Linked DNA regions of Homo sapiens: region 1 is linked to region 2. The links are chromatin loops, found by intact Hi-C in ENCODE. Cell type or tissue: Caco-2. All regions are shown on one strand.

What was found. Hi-C counts contacts between places; a loop is a spot of excess contacts. Peaks named below come from ENCODE experiments on the same cell type or tissue, not always from the same donor. Only the 100,000 strongest peaks of a DNase experiment are listed, where the experiment ranks them.
Region 1: a loop joins it to region 2, with 1.9 times the contacts of the local background. A loop is called at or near these places in 7 of 110 quality-filtered maps.

What each region holds. Positions count from the first base shown.
Region 1 is chr1:19,858,611-19,863,610 of GRCh38, reverse strand. It overlaps LOC105376823 (a long non-coding RNA gene), which reads left to right. Exons shown (of 3, transcript XR_947028.3): 3 at 2,856-3,400. Among named protein-coding and RNA genes, the nearest start is that of OTUD3, 21 kb to the left of the region's middle. In Caco-2, no CTCF peak of the experiment used is centred here; a DNase peak (open chromatin) is centred at 2,400.
Region 2 is chr1:19,808,903-19,813,902 of GRCh38, reverse strand. No RefSeq gene overlaps it. Among named protein-coding and RNA genes, the nearest start is that of RNF186-AS1, 3.0 kb to the left of the region's middle. In Caco-2, a CTCF peak has its summit at 2,497 (motif pointing right); no DNase peak of the experiment used is centred here.

The DNA of each region.
Region 1 (5,000 bases), 50 kb before region 2:
CCAAAGTGCTGGGATTACAGGCGTGAGCCACTGCATCCGGCCTCTGGCACCTTTTTTCGTCATTATCTTCAAACATAACCTGTGCTCCCTTGTCTTTTTCCTTCTGAGACTCCAATTATTAAGTTAGACATTTCATGTCATTTACTTCTTCTATATTTCCTGCCTTTTTAATTCCCCATACTGTATCTTAAAAGATTGTCTTTTGACCTGTTTTGACCTTTACAGTTCGTTGCTATTTTTTCTTTAGCTGCGTCTAATCTAACACTAAAACCATCCATTGCATTCTTAGTTTTGGTTCTTATATTTTTCAGTTATGGAATTTCTATTGGTTCTTTTTCAAATATGCTATCACTTTTTATCACTTTCCTGTTTTCTGACAACATCTTCCAACTTGTATCTCCTTGAATGTAGTAAGCATGGTTGTTTTCTGATTGGTCTCTGTTAATTCCATCAACAGTAGTTCCTATGGATCTGTTTCTGCTGTCTGTTGTTTTTCTTGACTCTTGTTCATGGTGTCTCGTCTTTTTTCTGAGATGAAGTCTTGCTCTGTTGCCCAGGCTGGAGTGCAATCGCATGATCTTGGCTCACTGCAACCTCCACCTCCTGGGTTCAAGCAATTCTCCTGCCTTAGCCTCCTCAGTAGCTGGGAATACAGGCACGTGCCACCAGCCCTGGCTAATTTTTTTTATTTTTAGTAAAGATGGGATTTTACCATGTTGACCAGGCTGGTCTCAAACCCCTGACCTCAAGTGATCCGCCCACCTCAGCCTCCCAAAGTGCTGGGATTACATCCATGTGCTACCACACCTGGCTAATTTTTGTATTTTTAGTAAAGATGGGGTTTTACTATGTTGGTCAGGCTGGTCTCAAACTCCTGACCTCAGGTGATCTGCCAGCCTCAGCCTCCCCAGTAGCTGGGATTACAGGCATGCGCTACCACGCCGGGCTAATTTTTGTATTTTTAGTAAAGACGGGGTTTCACCATGTTGGTCAGGCTGGTCTTGAACTTCTGACCTTGTGATCTGTCCGCCTTGGCCTCCCAAAGTGCTGGGATTACAGGCGTGACAAGGCAATGTCTTGTCTCTTCATGTGCCTAGATATCTTTCTTGCTTATTGGATACTGTATTTTAAAACATAATTATTGATTTGAGGCCAAGGATGATGTTCTGTTCTTCCAAAGGGGATTGTCATTAGCTTCTGTCAAACACCTGAGGCTACTGACTGTCTTAGATGATTTAATCAAATTCAAAACATTGAGATTTTCTGGGCCACCCTGATGACTCAAAGACTAGCCACAGTTCAAGCTAGAGTTCAAGCAGATCTCTACAGGCTGACAAAATTACAGCTCAATCATTTAGTGCCTATTCAACATCAGCCAACGTTCCTGGACAAAAGCAGCCTGGAGTATTGGGCTCACCTCTCTGAGATCCTGTCTTTTCCCAGATCTCAGCCAGTCTTCCTCAGTGTCTTGTTAGCTCTTTGACACTTTAAAGATGTTTTTGTATTTTATACAGCTTATTTAGGTATCATCATCTTTCAGCCATTAGATACAGAAACTGAGGGACAGTATGTGCAAAGGCCCAGAGGTCACAAAACTTCTGAGTGGTCAGGCAGGATTGGAACTCAGGGTGTAACTGTTTCAAATACCAGATTCTTACTTCTACACAGCACTGCTCAGTCCACATCATGATGATATACATGGATAAGCTGATGTATAGATGGATAAAAGCTAATACTTACTTACCAAGCCTTTGGCTGTGTCAAACACTCTGTTCAAGCTTTAGATTTTTAAAACTCATTTAATACTGAAAACAATCCTATGAGTTAGGTATTGTCATTACTTCTATTTTACATATGAGGAAACTGAGGCTCAGAAAGATTAGCAAACTGGTGCAAGGTCACACAGCTAGCAACAGTTGAGCTAGAATTCAAACCTGAGAGTCCAACTCAGAGCCTGTGCCCTAACCACAAAGTTTTGAATAAAAGTTCCTTGTTGCCAAGGGTCTGAAAATCATTTATCCTACCACATAGCTTCAGGCACAAATACTAACCCTAGGACCATTGGTTCTCCAAGATTGACCTTCCCAGGTAATACTATACTATTTGTACCCTACACTTGCCTGAGTCCAGATGTAACAAAGTCTTCACTTCCACGTATTGGGAAGCATTGCTTTGAAATCTTCAATTCTGAAAACTGTAACCATCCTCACCGCCTCCATCAGATGTTTTTCTCCAAGGGAGACCAGAACAGTTTACAAGCTAATCAGTTCCTGCCAGACTCATAAATTGGGAGACAAGGGAGGGGCAGTGAAGGGGGAAATGCTTTATTATCCCCATTTTGCAAAGGCAAGTTCCAAGCCAAAGCAGGTGAGTCATCCACAGAGATCAGAATCCAACACCCATTCTGTTCCACCCCCTGAATTCCTTCCTGGAGTGGGGGACTTTACCCCACAGATAAAGCCACTTCTCTTCTCTGCTAGGAAATATGCAAAGTAGACTGTGGGCCTCCCAGGGAGCCAGTGGTGGGAGACAGGTGCATGCCAGGTCCACGAGCCTCCCTAAGAATCAATTGGTCTTATATCCTGAATTTTCGGGGCATGAATAATGATCCAAGCTACTATTAATTAAGCATTTACCACTGTGCTAAAGCATTTTCATGTGTGATTTCATTTAATCCTCCCACAACCCTCTGAAGATTCTATCGTTATCCTCACTTTCAGATTTAAGAAACTGAAGCCTGGGAAGGTAAAGCATTTGCCATGGCCACCTACTTAGGAAGCAACAGGCCTTTGGGTTGACATTTTGAAGTCATTCATCTGACATTCCTTCCCACTGTCTTTCCTTCCCACCTACAGATGTGCTTCTAAACACTAAGAGAACGGGTCAAGGGCAGAGGATTTCTGTGGGATCTGTGCTCACTCATAGTCATGGTAGAGGAAGCTGAATCCCAGAGCAAAGGACACCAGGAAGAGGAGAGGGTTTCTCTGGAAACAGCAGGGTAGGTGCAGGCTGACGTGCTTATTGACATGGCAACCTGAACACACCTGGAGACACCTGCTCCACCACCCAGATGGCCATGAATGGAGCAAGTTCTTCCCACTGTTGCTCTCTTCTCTTTTCTGCAAAGTTACACAAGGGTCAAGTCCCATCAAGGGTCCCATCTCCATCTTTTCTCAAGATGAAGCTGGAAGTCATCTTGCCACTGGGACCCACCCTTTGGAAAGACCTCTGCCCAGACAAGGAAAGTGCTGCCTCAATTGCATGATTTGAGTGACTTTGGGAGGGTATTCCTGTCCCCAAATAGACCTCCTCTCCTGACATGTCACACTGGCCGAAATTCCACTATTACAGCTGTTCTTTTCAGGTAAAAAGAAATGAAACCTCTTTCTAAATATAAACACTCCCAGAAAGGGTACTTGATGTTTGTCGATTGTAATTTTTTCTCACATAAAGATGTTTTTTCCCAGACTTTTAGAATTTCCTTCCATCTGTCTGCTGAGTCTGACTCATGAAAAAAACCCAATAAATATAGTATCTGTTGAATGCTCAAAAAGGACTACACAAATAAACAAGTAGCAGCCCCACATTAGAGAGAAAAGGCAAAGAAAGCCATGCTTAGTCTAACCTGTGTTTTCTAAACCGAGTTGAACACAGATGTGACATCATTACATTAACTTGTTCTTTGTTTTGTTTTTGTTTTTGTTTTTGTTTTTGTTTGAGATGGAGTCTTGCTTTGTCACCCAGGCTGGAGTGCAGTGACACGATCTCGGCTCACTGCAACCTCTGCCTCCTGGGTTCAAGCGATTCTCCTGCCTCAGCCTCCCGAGTAGCTGGGACTACAGGCACAGCCTACCACGCCCGGCTAATTTTTTGTATTTTCAGTAAAGATGGGGTTTCACCATGTTAGCTGGGATGGCCTCGATCTCTTGACCTCGTGATCTGCTCATCTTGGCCTCCCAAAGTGCTGGGATTACAGGCATGAGCCACTGCACTCAACCTGCTAGATGGCTTTTTTTTTTTTTTTTTGAGACGGAGTTTCACTCTTGTTGCCCAGGCTGGAGTGCAATGGCGTGATCTCGGCTCACTGCAACCTCTGCCTTCTGGGTTCAAGTGATTCCCCTGCCTCAGCCTCCCAAGTAGCTGGGATTACAGGCACACACCACCACGCCCAGCTAATTTTGTATTTTTAATACAGACAGTGTTTCTCCATGTTGATCAGGCTGGTCTTGAACTCCTGACCTCAGGTGATCTGCCCGCCTCGACCTCCCAAAGTGCTAGGATTACAGGCGTGAGCCACCGTGCCCAGCCCTACTAGATGGTTTTTAATGCCTCTTTCTAGTGCTCTGTAAGAGAAGAATAGTAAAGAGGAAAGAAAGAGAGCATATGATGGGGAGGAACAATCTGAAAGCCTAAATGAAGATACCAAGCCCATTGGGGCTATTTTGCTTATCTCGTGTATTGTATGAGGTCTACAGATTTTACAACACAGAAAGCAGAAGCAAGAACAGCGACCGTAAAGACATCATCCTGTCGTCTCAGCCTGCACTTCCTGCTACAGCCTTGTCTGTTCAGGGTCTATGCCAAGCAGCCAACACAGTTCCCAGGACGTGGTAGCTGTCCTACAAATGTGTGTTGGTTCAAACATAATTATGCTTTCATCTTAGAAAATGTGGGGGAAATACAAACAAGTATAAAGAAAAAATAACCATTATTCATGATCCCATCTCAAGAAACAGTAACAGAAAATGCTAACAGTTATTGAGTGAATATCACGCACTAAGCACTTTACATGATCTCTCTCATTTACTATTTATATAACCACTGTCAACATTTTAGATTTCCTTCCAGGGTTTTTTTTCTATACATGCCACATATATATTTTTTCTATACATGCTACATATATATGTATATATGTATGTATGTATACATATATGTATGTGTATATATGTAGCATGTACAGAAAAATATATATATATTCAGTAGTTGTACTGTACCCTGTA
Region 2 (5,000 bases):
GCTTCCTCTAACACTGAGCATCTCATGCCCAGCCTAGCCTCGGCAAGTGTCCTGGTTGTTTAGGTCTCCCATGGAGTTGACCCTAGGGTTGGGGAGACAAAATGTGTGTGAAGGGATGGTGTTTCTGAAGCTGCAGGGGGAGTCCCACATTTAGCTGGCAGAGATGGGGAGGGGTGGAGAGGGCAGGGTTTGGGAATTGCTCCCAGTATCCTCACTAGGAGTTCCCCACTCCGTGCCACTAGGCCCTGACTTAGCAGCAAATCTCGGGGTTACAAGGACTGCAGTCCACATACAGTGGGGCCAGCTGCCCATCTATTGCACAGTCCCACACGGTAGAACTAGATCTTTATGGATGTTACCGTCTTTGTTATTGCATCTCAAGTACTAGTTAAGCTTTTGTCATAAAGATAAGAGGCCCCATAAATGCAACGGTCCTCACCAATAACCCCACTTTTCCCACCTCACCCTGTGAGTCGCAAGCTTTTTTCGTGCCTTCTTTCCACCACGTCTGCTTCTTAACACAGGGGAGGCATTGGCTGGGGGAAACGACTTTCCATGGTTGCCAGGGGCAGGCCTCAGCCGGGTGTTTATGTGGGAGTGCAGATGAGCAGAGGATGGGAGGAGACATACTATTTCCTTCCAAAAGCCCCATAAATGGGAAACATTCTTGAAACCTCAGAGGAGTGCTGTTGTCTCAGGGCAAGTCCGACACCCATGCCATTGGCCCTAATGGCGACTGGTGCTGAGACAGTATGAGTGTGTGTGGGCATGCACAGACCCACGGCTTTAAGCCAGACCAAGTGGGCCTGAAGAACACCATGTCTCCCAAGCTGAAGAGGGTCACTGGGCATTTCCTGAGCTGGCCCCGGGCATGTCAGTTTGGGATGGCTGCCAGTGGGATAGGCAAGGAACATTCCCTCCCAACTCACTTCCCTTCTATTCGATCTGTAATATTTCTCAGACCCTTCGCCAAGATCAAAACCTCCCCCCAATGTTTCAGTTGCTAATGACACCATTTCTACCATAATAATGGTGGTTACTTGTTTATCCAGTACTTACTCTGTGCCAAGTACTGCAATAACTGCTTTCCATGCACTAGTTAATCTTCGCAATAACCTTATGAAGTACAGGCCATTACTATCTCTCTCTTGCGGAGGAGGAGATTGAGGATCACAGAGGTGAATTCGCCTGCCTAAGGTTGCACAGTCAATGCCTGAGCTCCCTCGAGATAACCCAGGGCTCCTTCTGCCTCATGATGCTGCTTCCTTTGTGTACAACTCCCAAATAAGTGGGGATCTGGTCACCACTTGAGGGTTTTTGAGAAGTGCATGGAGAGAACAGGAAACTAATTTCAGGAGCCTCCAAATTCCAGCAGTCAGCTGCTCAGAGAGGCCGGAGAATTTTAGAATCTGTCATCCATGCTAAAGAAAAGAAAAGAAAATGATAGGCCAGGCGCAGTCGCTCATGCCTGTAATCCCAACACTTTGGGAGGCTGAGGCGGGCGGATCACTTGAGGTCAGGAGTTCAAGACCAGCCTGGCCAACATGGTGAAACCCCATCTCTACTGAAAATACAAAAAAATTAACCAGGCATGGTGGTGGGCACCTGTAATCCCAGCTACCTAGGAGGCTGAGGCAGGAGAATTACTTGAGCCCAGGAGGTGGAGGTTGCAGTGAGTTGAGATTGTCCCATCGCACTCCAGCCTGGTTGACAAAACAAGACTCCATCTCAAAAAAAAAATTAAAAAATAAAAAGATAAAAAAGAGAATGATAAAAATAGAATGGTTCTCCTGTAGACTTCTACCTCCCAGCTCTAGCCTCCTCTGCAGTGAGTTAGGCCAGCAGGAACATTAGAGTCTCAGGTTTGAGACCTCACCTGCCCCATCGTTGCCCTTAAGCAGGTCTCTTTACTTCCCTGAATCTCACATTGTGAAAATCAGAAAATAGTGAGATTTGTAAGAGTGATTCATAATAGTGAGATTTCCTGTCCTCATTCCTGGCATGTGGTAGGCCCCCAACCAAGCCCTCCGTCCCCCTGGGCAAAGTTGTTCGGACACTGCTATCACCAGCCCTTTAGAAGCTCAGCTGGTCTCAGTCATCCTCTGGCCTTGGCAGCATGGGAACAGAGAGCACCAGAGGCCAGAATCAACCCAGGCCACCCTGGAAGAGAGCAGAGGAAATAGACACAGAGGAGGAAATAGACATCCTGCAAAAGAATGTGATTGGACAAACCAGAGAGCCAGCCCGGGGCTCAAAGCCAAGCTCTGACCTGGTGTGCGACAGAAGGGAGTTACAGAACTTCTCTGAGCCTTAGTTTGGTCACCTGTAAAGTGGCAGGTGGGGGATACACTCTTCCCAGGGCCTCCGTGAGGATTCAGGGTGCTGCTGGATGAGCAGCCACTGTCTAATGGACTGCTTTTGTTGGCCACCATTGGCCTCCTTGGGTAAATGGGTTTCTTGGGGCTTGTTCAGCTTGACAGCCAGCAGGGGGCAGCCAGTCGAGTGTGGAGTGTTGTCCAGGGCAGGCCAGTCTGGCAGTGAAGTCTGAGCCTAGGTCCTAGAGGGAGGTTCTAACGATGAAAAGAAATTATGGGGAGAGGCCAAATTTCATTCCCATCAGGTCCATCTCCCCATGCAGCAGCCTTGGAGGCAGACATACCTGGCTTGAATTCCAGTTCTCCACTTACAAGTCCCTTCGTCTCTCTACGTCTCAGGTTCTTATCCGTGAAACTGAGGTTATGATACATACCTGCTAGGGTTGCTGGGGAATCAGCGAAATAATCCATGGTTGAGCACTAAGGAGATAAAGAAGGGAGGGGAAGACAGGGAGAGACAGAGAGATGGGATTGAGTTCTAGAAATCCCTAGTGGGAATGATGAGAACAGACATTTAATAAACCTGGGCACTAGAATTCACCTTTTCCATGATCAGCCTCAGCACCAGCAGCATCCTCAATAATATGATAATTGTTGACATTATCTAAATGCACCCTGCAAAGTGTATTACATATATTATCACATATGCTATAAAGGAGGTACTATTGTTGTTCTCAAATTATCAGTGAGGACTTCGAGGCACAGAAAGGTGAAGGAACATGCCCAAGATCACACAATGAGACAGTGGTGGGGCCAAGGGTAGACTGTAGGAGTTTAACTCCAGAGTTTGGGCTTTGAGTCACTTTGCTGTACCAGATGGAACATTGCAGCACACCATAAGTGATCAAGTTATGTGGGTCACCTGCCCCTAAGACTGAAGAATTAAGAAGCACTGGCATCCTCTCATTCAGTGACAACTTCCTGATTTAGTGGGTGCCTGGGACAGAGGGTTGTGGGAATCTACCTGTCCCATCTCCCAGAGCCACTTCCTTGCCTCACCTGATTTATTGCTGGGGCCTCCTGTTCATTGTTGGAACCCCTTTTCAAATGACTGGAGGAAGTTTTTCAAGCTTTCTTAAAACAAATAATTCTTTATCTGTGGCAAAGCAGAGCCGTTCTGGGAAGGAAGGACTTTCCTGCAATTTCTCTGGCTGTGGGAAAAGCATCAAGCTCATTAAAAACAGAAGTCAGATCCAAGCTCTTGAATGTGCCTGGAGGTGTTCCCATGAACTTTATATTTTTGTTAGAGTATCTTGAAATCACTTTTTTAAAGTGGGGGAGGGTGTATCTCTGGGAGCACTCCACAGAGTAGAGAACTCTATGGAGAATTCAAAACACCATGGAGGCCAGGCACAGTGGCTCACACCTGTAATCCCAGCACTTTGGGAGGCCGAGGTGGGCGGATCACCTGAGGTCAGGGGTTCAAGACCAGCCTGGCCAACATGGTGAAACCCTGTCTCTACTAAAAATACAAAAATCAGCCAGGCATGGTGGCATGAGCCTGTAATCTGAGCTACTTGGGAGGCTGAGGCAAGAGAATTGCTTGAACCCGGGAGGCGGAGGTTATAGTGAGCCAAGATCGTGCCACTGCACTCCAGCCTGGGCAACGGAGCAAGAGTCAGTCTCAAACAAACAAACAAATGAACAACAACAAAAAAACCCACACCATAGAATCTAGAATCCATCCATTCTTTTATTCAACAAATACTTCTTGAGGTTCTGCTCTGTGCCAGGTCCTGAGCAGGATATTCAATCTTAGTTGATGAGGTAGGGAAATTAATAGATGCTGAGCATTAGATTCTCATAAGGAGTGCACAGTGTAGATCCCTCGCATGCACAGTTCACAGTACGGTTCATGCTCCTATGAGAATCTAATGCAGCCGCTGATCTGACAGGAGGCGGAGCTCAGGTGGTAATGTGAGCAATGGGGAGTGGCTGTAAATACAGATGAAGCTTCACTCGCTTGCCTGCCACTCACCTCCTGCTGTGCAGCCGGGTTCCCAATTATTAACCCCTGATCCAAGTTATTCCAGTCGGATGCTCTTTTCCAGTACTTTGAATCTGGAGCTGGTGATGCAAGGAGAAATGACTATTTGAAAGTGGCTGCAGCAGCTGCTGCAGCAAACCAGATCGTCCCCACATCTGGTGCTTCCCCTCTGGTTGATTCACTGAAGTCTCAGGTTCCTTCTCTACAATTCACTTTTTTTCTTCTGATAGCCTGAATCAGTTTCTGTTGCTTGCAACCAATATCCCTGACTGAATACAGGAGCTGTCCAGGATCCCGGCTGCTGAAAAATCCCACCATAGGCCTCAGCCCCTCCAAAGGCCAGGGGAGAAGCAATGCCACAGGCCAGGTGGTCGGGAGCCTTCCTACCACACGTTCCCACCTAAGAGCCAGTCTGAACTTGCGGGGAGGCTGTCCTGATGTCAGGCCCAAGAGGGTGGTGCCCACGTTAGCTCTGCCTACAAGTGGGGTCAGACAGGAAACATGGAGTGGAGCTCAGGCCACCACTGTTAGAGGAGGCCAGCCTCCACTCCACTGGCCTCATGATCCCCAGAAGAAACAGGCTCTAGTTCTCCAGACGCCCAGCCAGAGCCCTTCACTGGAGTCAGTCTGCAGAAGAA